Regions from separate parts of the Homo sapiens genome. Here region 1 is linked to region 2. Evidence: chromatin contacts called from ENCODE POLR2A ChIA-PET data. All regions are on one chromosome and are shown on one strand. The core of a region is the stretch at or near the end of the contact, and the rest is flanking DNA. Distances in the headings are between cores, read along the strand shown. Region 1 holds the start of MAP4 (microtubule associated protein 4). Region 2 overlaps SMARCC1 (SWI/SNF related BAF chromatin remodeling complex subunit C1).

Region 1 (5,155 bases), core at 2,346-4,845, 250 kb before region 2:
ATTATAGAATTGGCAGCACAAATTCCTATGTCCTCTTCTACCTTCCACTTTTCTTTATTTTCACTGATATAAAATAGAGTGAAACTTCACTTTGCTTAATGGGAGAAGTTTTTCTTTTGTTATCTATTATTTTCAAGACAGGGCCTCACTCTGTAGCCCAGGCTGGAGTGCAGTGGTGCTATCACGGCTCACTGCAGCCTTGAACTTCCTCTGCTGAAGTGATCCGTCCACCTCAGCCTCCCAAGAGCTGGGACCACAGGTGTGCAGGCTAATTTTAAAATGTTTTCTGTGGAGACGCAGTCTCAACTGTGTTGCCCAGGCTGGTCTTGTACTCTTGGGCTCAAGCAGTTTTCCTGCCTCAGCCTTCCAGAATGTTGGGATTATAGGCATGAACCACCATGCCCAGCCAAAAGAGAGTTTTTTCTTTAATAAAATAGTTCTCAAAAGCTAAGAGCTGATCAAGTATGAATATTCTTCCTTTCTTCCAATCTCCTCAGCACTAAGTCATCCTAAAGTTACATGATATGCTTATTACTTTCTGACAGATATATGAGCTGATAACTATAGAGATTTAATATTTTAATAATTATAAAGTTTTAATATTTATATGATCATATTAACATGATGGTAGTGGCTGATATCTTTCTCTCTTTCTCTCTCTGTCCCTCAGAGATGTGGTCTCACTTTCTCGCCCAGACTGGAGTACAGTGTTGTAATCATAGCTCACTGCATCCTCAAGCTCCTGGGCTCAAGGAATCCTACTGCCTCAGCCTCCTGAGAGGCTGGCACTACAGGCACACACCACCATGCCCAGCTAATTAAAAACATTTTTTTTTGTAGAGATGGTGTCTTGCCATCTTGCCCAGGCTAGTCTTGAATTCCTGGGCTCAAGTGGTCTTCCTGCTTTGGCCTCCCAGAGTTCTGGGATTACAGGTGTGAGTCACCATGCCAGGCCAGTAACTGGTCGACCATCTTGAATATTTGTTTTTGCCACATTGCATCATGTCATGCTTTTCTAAAAGCAGAGAGAGCTATTTTTATTGCTATGCCTAATAATGATAAGATGACCAGCATGGAGAGCTGGTTCGTACGGTTACTCCTTACTGGCTTTCTTTCTATAATTCCAGACAACATGCTTGCTCTTGTACAAACTGTGTTTAGAAAGTGGAAGAAAATAGGTGAATATTCTTTTTTATTTTTATTTTTTTGAGACAGAGTCTCACTCTGTCACCCAGGCTGGAGTGCAGTGACACGATCTTGGCTCACTGCAACCTCCACCTCCCAGGTTCAAGTGATTCTCCTGCCTCAGCCTCTCGAGTAGCTGGGACTACAGGTGCACACCACCACGCCCGGCTAATTTTTGTATTTTTAGTAGAGAGGGGTTTCACCTTGTTGGCCAGGATGGTCTCAATCTCTTGACCTCATAATCCACCCACCTCAGCCTCCCAAAGTGCTGAGTGCTGGGATTACAAGCATGAGCCACCACACCTAGCCAAGGTGAATATTTGTAATTGGTGATAACCTTTCAGCCTTGAATCTGTTTATTCTTTTTCTAGTTGTGAAGAGTTTTTGTAATTTTGGAACTTCTGATTAATTTCAAATTAGATTCAATTTCTAATAACTTTCATCGTGTCATTTTAGAAATGTGTTTTTAGCCCCTTGTTTTGTTGGTTTTTATCATTTTGGCCTGTCTCCTCTGTAGTCTACTAGGAACAGAGAAGGTGTGCACATCACTTTGATGTGGTCCTCTCTTCTGGGACCCAGCAGTTTACAGGAGCTGGTATATACAACTAACTACAGTGGGGGGTCCCCAACCCTCGGTCTGTAGATTGGTACCAGTCCATGGCCAGTTAGGAACTGGGCTGCACGGCAGGAGGTGAGCAGCAGGTGAACAGCATTACATTAACTTTGCGATAAGTGTGCCTGAGTTCTGCCTTCTGTCAGATCAGCAGTGGTTTTAGATTATCATAGGAGCGCAAACCCTATTGTGAACTGCACATGCGATGGATCTAGGTTGCATGCTCCTGTGAGAATCTAATGACTGATGATCGGAGGTGGAAGAGTTTCATCCCGAAACCATCTCCTCCCTCTCACCCCTCCTGCTATCTGTGGAAAAATTGTTTTCCACGAAACCTGTCCCTGGTGCCAAAAGGTTTGGGGACCACTGAACTACAGTATAGATCAGACTCTACTGTTACAAGTACAGATGATGTATTAGTTCTGAATACTACTGGGAGAAAGATTCTAAAAAGCAGTCACAGAAAAGGTGGTAAGACAATTTATGTGGACCTTGATTTCAAGACTTTCACAAATGAGGAGGGAGAGAAGATAACTTCAAGTTTGGAGAGCAAATGAGCATAGGGTGTACAGTGATAATGTAAGATGGTAGATGGTCCCATGTGACTAAATTGTAGGGAGACCCTACATGGAAAGCTGCTGATGATTATGGTGGGTGATAGGACTGAGTCTTGTCAGTCAGCCTTGATATTACACGTAAGAGTTTGGATTTACAAAAAAAAAAAAAAAGAAAAAAGAAAAAGACATCTAGGCATTGGGGTCCCTTTAAAGATCAGGTGGAATGTTTTCCTGATGTTCAGGATTCTTCCTGCCTGCCTCCCTCCTTGCAGAAGAAAAGATAGGTAGGTATAAGTAGTAGGTAGGTAAAGGTATGTATAAGCAGGTATAATTCAAAAGGTATATGAAGTACAGCGAAGTCATTGTGTTAGATAAAAGCAGAAACTACAAAACTGTAAGGTTTTGCTTATTTTGTCACGCTCTGCTTCTGTTTTTGGTGTTCTGTGGCTCTTTTCGCCGATCCTTTGTCTCAGCCTCATTTGTAAGTGACTTGTTTTTTCCATTTCTCATTTTTTTTTCCATCTATTAAAGTGAGGGGATTGGATCCTAGATCAGTTCAACTGGTGTAAGCCTTTAGAGCCAGGCATGGTGGCTCATGCCTGTAATCCCAGCACTTTGGGAGGCCAAGATGGGTGGATCACTTGAGGCCAGGAGTTTGAGACCAGTCTGGCCAACATGATGAAACCTCGTCTCTACTGAAGATACAAAAATTAGCCAGGCATGGTGGTGTGCATGCCTGCAATCGCAGCTACTCAGGAGGCTGAGTTAGGAGAATCACTTGAACCCAGGAGGCGGAGGTTGTAGTGAGCTGAGATCATGCCACTGCATTCTCCAGCCTGGGCAACAGGCCAAGACCCTGTCTCAAAAAAAAAAAAAATGCCTTTAGAATGTGGTTAGAAATAATTTTTGGATTGGTATAGATTAACTCTGAATGTTTTCCTGTGTTAGAGGAAGGAAGTGGGATAAATGTAAAGTTTAAAAAAAATGCTCCTTTTTCAAAATTTTGAGGGGTTAGGTATTAAGAATCTTTTAAAGTTTTACTCATTTAAAAAATTTAGATAAAATGGAAGATTCATTCTTAAGGTTGGTGATATCAGAAATGTAAGTGCTGTGTCATTGTCATTTCTTATTTTGGCCTACATAACCGTAACCAGACTTCAGACATCATGCTGCCTGTATCACATGGCTAACAGTGGGAGGTATCTGGTGTGTTCTTCCTGGAGAAATAGATTGAAATTCATTTGGACAGAAATGTTGAAGGCAGGTGCCTGATCCAAAATGCATTTAGTCAGGACTGAACACAAGCTGCCTGGATAGTTCCTGTAAGTAAGCAAGGTAGCCTTTTAACTTTGTGATGCAAGGTTTTATGTATGTGAGTATGTGTGTGCAAGTGTATACAGTATTTTTATATCCAGAGAACAGGGCTCCCTTAAATGGGGGGTGGGGGGGACTCTGGTAACTACATGAAAGTAAAATATAACTTCTTTAAACCTATATCAGTGTGTTCTTTCATGTAGGAATGTAGCTGTGTGATGGCCTCAGCTATTCTAGTAATCAAGGGCTCTCTGCTGTTGCTAATCCTATGATGAACAGGACAAATGGTGGTTACGAACAGAACCCTGTCAAGCCTGGAAATTCCATCAGTTTGTAATAGCACAGCTGTTGTCCTTGAACTGTGTAGGGAGGAACCTAGGGGTGGACAGTTAATATATTCTTCAGGGGGGTTGTAGTTTATTGCTCAGGATAGTCAAGATCTTCCTCAGTTGTCTGTTGCTATCTGCAAGTCTGGTTTGGAGGAGAAGCAGGAGAAATTCAGATTTGTCTGAGGAATCATATGTGTCTGTGAACTGTGTAAGTTGGTAGTTGATTCCTGTAGACATCCTTGCTAAAGATTTATTTTTAAGTAAAATATCATTTTGCTTGAAAGTATAAATCAAGGTTTTGTGGTTAAATAAATTAAAAACAGCACAGCTGCCAGACAAAGTTCAGCTTGATGTATAACAGGCCTCTGAAAGAAGTTCAGTAAGAAACAAATCTGGGTAATAAAGTTAATTAGTAACTAAAAACCTGCTAGGCATACTAAAAAAAAATCTGATGTTGAATATTAAATTATTATGAAGCAGGCTATACCTGTATCCATCAAGATTATAAATGATCTCCCACACTGGCGACGTGGGGTTCCTTTCAAGCCTGAGGAATGAGCACTATATTTTGGCCACAGCATTCTCACTAATGTCCTAGGATAGCAGCTTAGTGTTGGCTTTAGAATTCTCTGTCATTTAAATGTCATGCAAAAACAAACGTATAAAAGAAAACATTAACCCAGATATCTTTATGGTTCCTTGTCTTGTCCATAACCGCCCCCGCCCCCACCCACCCAAAAAGGACAGGCTATCAGTTATAGAGAAAATATAAGTGAGCATTATAAGCAGTATCCTACCTTTAGTAATAATTATTTAAAGTTTATTAAATGGGTTGTTTGGAACTCAAAATGATTTGCCTCAAAGTAGCCTAGGTCACTGAGAAGAAAGTTTATTTCTTTCTGCTGAAACTGACAGGAGGCGATATTTTGAAAGATAGCAAGCTTGTCTTTGGCATGGTATTAACTCCCTTTCTTTTGCCTCCTAGGGCTCCTGGGCCTGTATACCCTTTCCCTACTTTGATACCATATCTATATCTGCTTTATTCCCTGAAAGTTCCCATGTTGCCATAATATTTTTCTTCCTTTTTCACACCAGAACCAAGAACTCAGACATCTTCAATAGAACCATCTCTGGGATGAACAATGGTCTTTCCAGGG
Region 2 (5,185 bases), core at 1,522-4,021:
ATATTTCTGTGGAAAAGGACATTTGAATTGTGTCTTGAAAGTTGAGTGTGAGTTCTTCAGCTAAGTGGGGGAGGATGGGATTTTCAGGTAGTGGTGGCAACACATAAAAGTGTTATGGTTGGCGGAGTGCGGTGGCTCATGCCTGTAATCCCAGCACTTTGGGAGGCTGAGGAGGGCGGATCACGAGGTCAGGAGATCGAGACCATCCTGGCTAACAAGGTGAAACCCCGTCTCTACTAAGTAGCTGGGATTACAGGCACCTGCCACTGCGCCCGGCTAATTTTTGTATTTTCTAGTAGACACAGAGTTTCACCATCTTGGCCAGGCTGGTCTTGAACTCCTGACCTCATGATCCGGCCACCTCTGCTTCTCAAAGTGCTGGGATTACAGGCGTGAGCCACTGTGCCCGGCCCTTTTTTTTTTTTTTTTTTTTTTTGAGACGGAGTCTCGCTCTGTCATCCAGGCTGGAGTACAGTGGTGCGATCTCGGCTCACTGCAGCCTCCGCCTCCTGGGTTCAAGCAATTCTCATGCCTCAGCCTCCCCAGTAGCTGGGACTACAGGTGCCTGCCACCATGCCTGGCTTATTTTTGTATTTTTAGTAGAGACAAGGTTTCACCAGGTTGGCCACTCCTGGTCTTGAACTCCTGACCTCAGGTGATCTGCCCACCTCTCCCTCCCAAAGTGCTGGGATTACAGATGTGAGCCACCGCTCCCAGCTAGCTGCCTGATGTTTTTTATAACAAAAATTTAAACATACTTAAAAGTAAAAGCTTACAAGATTAGTATGAAGAACTTTTATTTTCTCTTCACTCAGAATCTACAGTTAACATTTTACCCATTTGCTTTATCATTATCATTTTCTGTGGGATGTGTGTGTGTTATGTATTTTATGTGTGAAAAATTTGAAAGTTCCATGTTCCTTTACAGCTAAAGTATTCATTTCCTGTTCTCTTACATTATGAACTGGGCTAGAATTATCAAATTAGCTATTGATTGAGGTTTTCAATAGTTTAATTCACTATAATATAGTACATATTGATTGCACTTTATTAATTGTAACATAATTTAGAGTAAAATTACAGATTACATTATATAAAGTATTTTACATAATACGATTGAAATTATATTGGGATTCTTAATTAGGAATGTATGAATCTTTTCAAAAATGGTGTTTTCAGAGAGTGTTATATGTAGGCTATTTGACTCCTGGGAACTAAACCATTATTTAGTTCCAGATTTTAAAATATTAGGGAAGAATATTTTTAGGCAGAAGCCGTAATTAAAAACAATTCCTGGTTTAGTGCCACTGGGAACCGATGTACTTGCCTTCCTCTCAAAATGGTGTTCAACACTTTCCCAGATGAAAGGGATTGATACAATCCATAATGGTATAAAACAAAATTCGATGAGATAGATAATTAACAAAGCAAAGAATGTTTCAGTGAGACATATAAATCACATACTTTAAAAAGTTTTTTCCCTGAGTAATCAGTATGGTATAAGAGTTTATGCTGGGCATGGCTCACACCTGTAATCTCAGCACTTTGGGAGGCCAAGGTGGTCAAAACTCTTGAGCCCAGGAGTTTGAAACTAGCCTGGGCAACATAGGCCCCGTCTCTACAAAGAAATACAAGAAAAATTATCTGGGTGTGGTGGTGCCTGCACGCTTGTAGGCCCAGCTACTTGGGAGGCTGAGGTGGGAGGATCACTTGAGCCTGGCAGACAGAGATTGCAGTGAGCTGAGACTCTGTCTTAAAAAAAAAAAAAGAGTTCACTGTTTTTTTGTTGTTGTTGTCGTTGTCCAGGCTGGAGTGCAATGGCGCAGTCTTGGCTCACTGCAACCTCTGCCTCCCGGGTTCAAACTATTCTCCTGCCTCAGCCTCCCGAGGACCTGGGATTACAGGCGCCCACCACCACGCCCAGCTAATTTTTGTATTTTTAGTATAGACGGGGTTTCTCCATGTTGGCCAAGCTGGTCTCGAACTCCTGAACTTGTGATCCACCCGCCTCGGCCTCCCAAGGTGCTGGGATTACAGGCGTGAGCCACCGCACCCGGCCGAGTTCACTATTTGGACTTTTTTTTTTTTTTTTTAAATCAGAGTGGAGGCTGGGTGCGGTGGCTCACACCTTGTAATCCCAGCACTTTGGGAGGCTGAAGTGGGTGGATCACCTCAGGTTGAGAGTTCGAGACCAGCCTGACCAACATGGAGAAACTCCATGTCTACTAAAAATAAAAAATTAGCCGAGTGTGGTGGTACATGCCTGTAATCCCAGCTACTCAGGAGGCCGAGGCAGGAGAATCACTTGAACCCGGGAGGTGGAGTTTATAGTGAGCCGAGATTGTGCCCATTGCACTCCAGCCTGGGCAACAAGAGCGAAACTCCATCTCAAAAAAAAAAAGAGAAAAAGGAAAAGAAAAAAATCAGAGTGGAACCTTTTTTTTTTTTTTTTTTTTTCTTTTTGGAGACAGAATCATGCTCTGTTGCCCAGGCTGGAGTGCAGTGGTGTGATCTCGGCTCACTGCAACTTCCGCCTCCTGGGTTCAGGCGATTCTCCTGCCTCAGCCTCCCAAGTAGCTGGGACAACAGGTGCCCGCCACCACGCCCGGCTAATTTTGTTTTGTATTTTAGTAGAGACAGGGTTTCACTGTGTTAGCCAGGATGGTCTTGATCTGACCTCGTGATCCGCATGCCTCGGCTTCCCAAAGTGCTGGGATTACAGGCGTGAGCCACCATGCCCAGCTAGAGTGGAACTTTATATAGTAACTTCCCAAGTCATGCTGGATGTCGGACAGCTGGCTCTTGTTCTATCAAATGCTGAGAGATTTAGAAAGAACCAAGCATTTCATAAGGCTAAGGCTAAAGGTATATTGCATTACCAAACACATGATTTGAAACAAAAAAAATTGCTAAGAAGATGTGGGTATAAAACAAAAAAGAAAAATATATTTTACCTTCACTACAAGTAAAGTTTCTAATTTTCCCACAAGCCCTCCAAGGCTTTAGTACGTGTGCATACATAATGTAAACATAATTGTAATAATAGGATAGAGCTGTTTTTCTTTTTTTGAGACAGGGTCTCTCTCACTCTGTCACTCAGGCTGGAGTGCAGTGGCATGATCTCAACTCACTGCATATTCGACCATGACTTTCCAGACTCAGGTAGATCCTCCCACCTCACCCTCCTGAGTAGTTGGGACAAGCATGCACCACTACACCCTGCTAATTTTTGTTTTTTTTTTTTGTAGAGACAGGGTTTTGCCCTGTTGCCCAGACTGTTCTCGAACTCCTGGGCTCAGGCAGTCTTTCCGCCTTGGCCCCCCAAAGTCCTGGGTTTACAGACATGAGCCACAGTGCCCGGCCTAGAGCTGTTTTTTTATTCTGCATTTTAAAATGGATTATAAGCATCTGTGTTTAAAAAAACAGGAAAGCTCTGAGAGTAAGAAATATAGAAGGTTAAGTGAGAGTCTCAAGTAACTGGATTTTAATTGTGTTTGGGAGATATCCAAGATTTTGTTTTCTTTTTTACGTGACACAGCTCCAGGAGATCTTGAGAACATGTACCCTTATGCCCAAAATTGTAAACCTGTCATTGCACTTAAAAAAATCATTTAGGCTGGGGGCAGTGGCTCACGCCTGTAATCCCAGCACTTTGGGAGGCTGAGGTAGGTGGATCACCTGAGGTCAGGAGTTCGAAACCAGCCTGGCCAACATGGTGAAACCCTGTCTCTACTACAAATACAAAAATTACCCGGGTGTGGTGGCAGGCGCCTGTAATCCCAGCTGCTCGGGAGGCTGAGGCAGGAGAACTGCTAGCCCCCAGGAGGCGGAGGTTGCAGTGAGCCAAGATCATGCCACTGTACTCCAGCCTGGGCGACAGAGTGAGACTCCATCTCAAAAAAAAAAAAAAATTAATTTGCAACTGGAGGAAAAATGTAGAATATTATATTCCTGAACTGATTTCACTCTGCTGTTGTATGAATTTCAGAATGGAGAGACTATCTTTGGGAACATGGGACTAGGAAGGAGACCGTAAGTGTTGTATATATATTTGAAGTGAGCATTTGAGTTTGTAGCTTAGAACTCTGTCTGATGAAAGTGGAATATGAGCACCTGTTTAAGCAAAATAGTGTAGGAAATTTACTTGTGGAATAATGGTTTAGTTTCTTTCTTTTTTTTTTTAAACAACTTCCTATTGTAAAATATATAGAAAGTGAGTAAAATAAATTTTGACTTAAATAATTATAAAGAGAACATCCATTTAACCACAGTCCAGGTCAGAAATTGCTAACAACCCTAACAAACGTATGTGTTCCTTCCCCAACCATAAACTCCTCTTTTTCCCCACAGATAATCTTTTCCTTGCCGTTTTTTTTTTTGTATGTTTTTGTTTTTGAGACAGAGTTTCTCTCTTGTTGCTCAGGCTGGCGTGCAATGGCACGATCTCGGCTTACTGCAACCTCTGCCTCCCGAGTTCAAGCGGTTCTCTTGCTTCAGCCTCCTGACTAGCTGGGATTACAGGCATGCGCCACCACGCCCGGCTAATTTTGCATTTTTGGTAGAGACAGGGTTTCTCCATGTTGTTCAGGCTGGTCTTGAACTCCCGACCTCAGGTGGTCTGCCTGCCTCAGCCTCCCAAAGTGCTGGGATTACAGGCGTGAGCCACCGCGCCTGGCCTCCTTGCTTTTCTTTATAGGTATCACTGTGTTAGTGTGCATCCCTGAATAATATAGTATTATGTTTTGCTTGTTTTTGAATTTTGTACTAATGAACTCATAGATATTCTTGTAACTTGGGGGCCATGTAGGAAATAATTTGCCAACATGGAGAAAACAAATAGTCTAACTGAACTGCTCAGCCACATACGTGTGGATAAAACAAATTACTGTAGAAGAATAGTTAAATCTGAAAAATCTAGTTAGCTAGCTTCTGGCCTTTATAATTCATGTGCAAGGGCAGTGAGCCTACATGATGTAGCATGACCAGTTAGATAGAGCTCAGTAGGCTGCAGAATATGGGCTGCTGTGCTGGAGACATGGACTAGTATTCCAGGCAGAGGGCATGCTGGACCAGGTGGTGGGCAAGGCTCTGGAAAGCTATATGATCAACTTCAGTGCAGGTTTGTACTCCGTACCATGTGGATTCGTAGGTAGAAACCTGAGTTCACTGACATTGTACTTATTTA

The links. ChIA-PET counts read pairs that join two places held with the same protein, here RNA polymerase II (POLR2A).
Region 1: POLR2A ChIA-PET joins it to region 2 with 14 read pairs in OCI-LY7. The contact joins the promoter of MAP4 here to the enhancer-like site in region 2. POLR2A ChIA-PET finds 5 or more read pairs at or near these places in 4 of 52 experiments (CD8-positive, alpha-beta memory T cell, OCI-LY7, activated CD4-positive, alpha-beta T cell and 1 more).

The regions. Positions count from the first base shown.
Region 1 is chr3:48,014,856-48,020,010 of GRCh38, reverse strand. It overlaps MAP4 (microtubule associated protein 4), which reads left to right and starts at 3,595. Exons shown (of 21, transcript NM_001385682.1): 1 at 3,595-3,677.
Region 2 is chr3:47,764,462-47,769,646 of GRCh38, reverse strand. All of the region lies in intron 2 of SMARCC1 (SWI/SNF related BAF chromatin remodeling complex subunit C1), which reads left to right. Among named protein-coding and RNA genes, the nearest start is that of SMARCC1, 15 kb to the left of the region's middle. Within about 2 kb of position 2,771, at least 2 of the 41 ENCODE cell types and tissues checked have a DNase peak (open chromatin) inside an H3K27ac peak, as active enhancers do.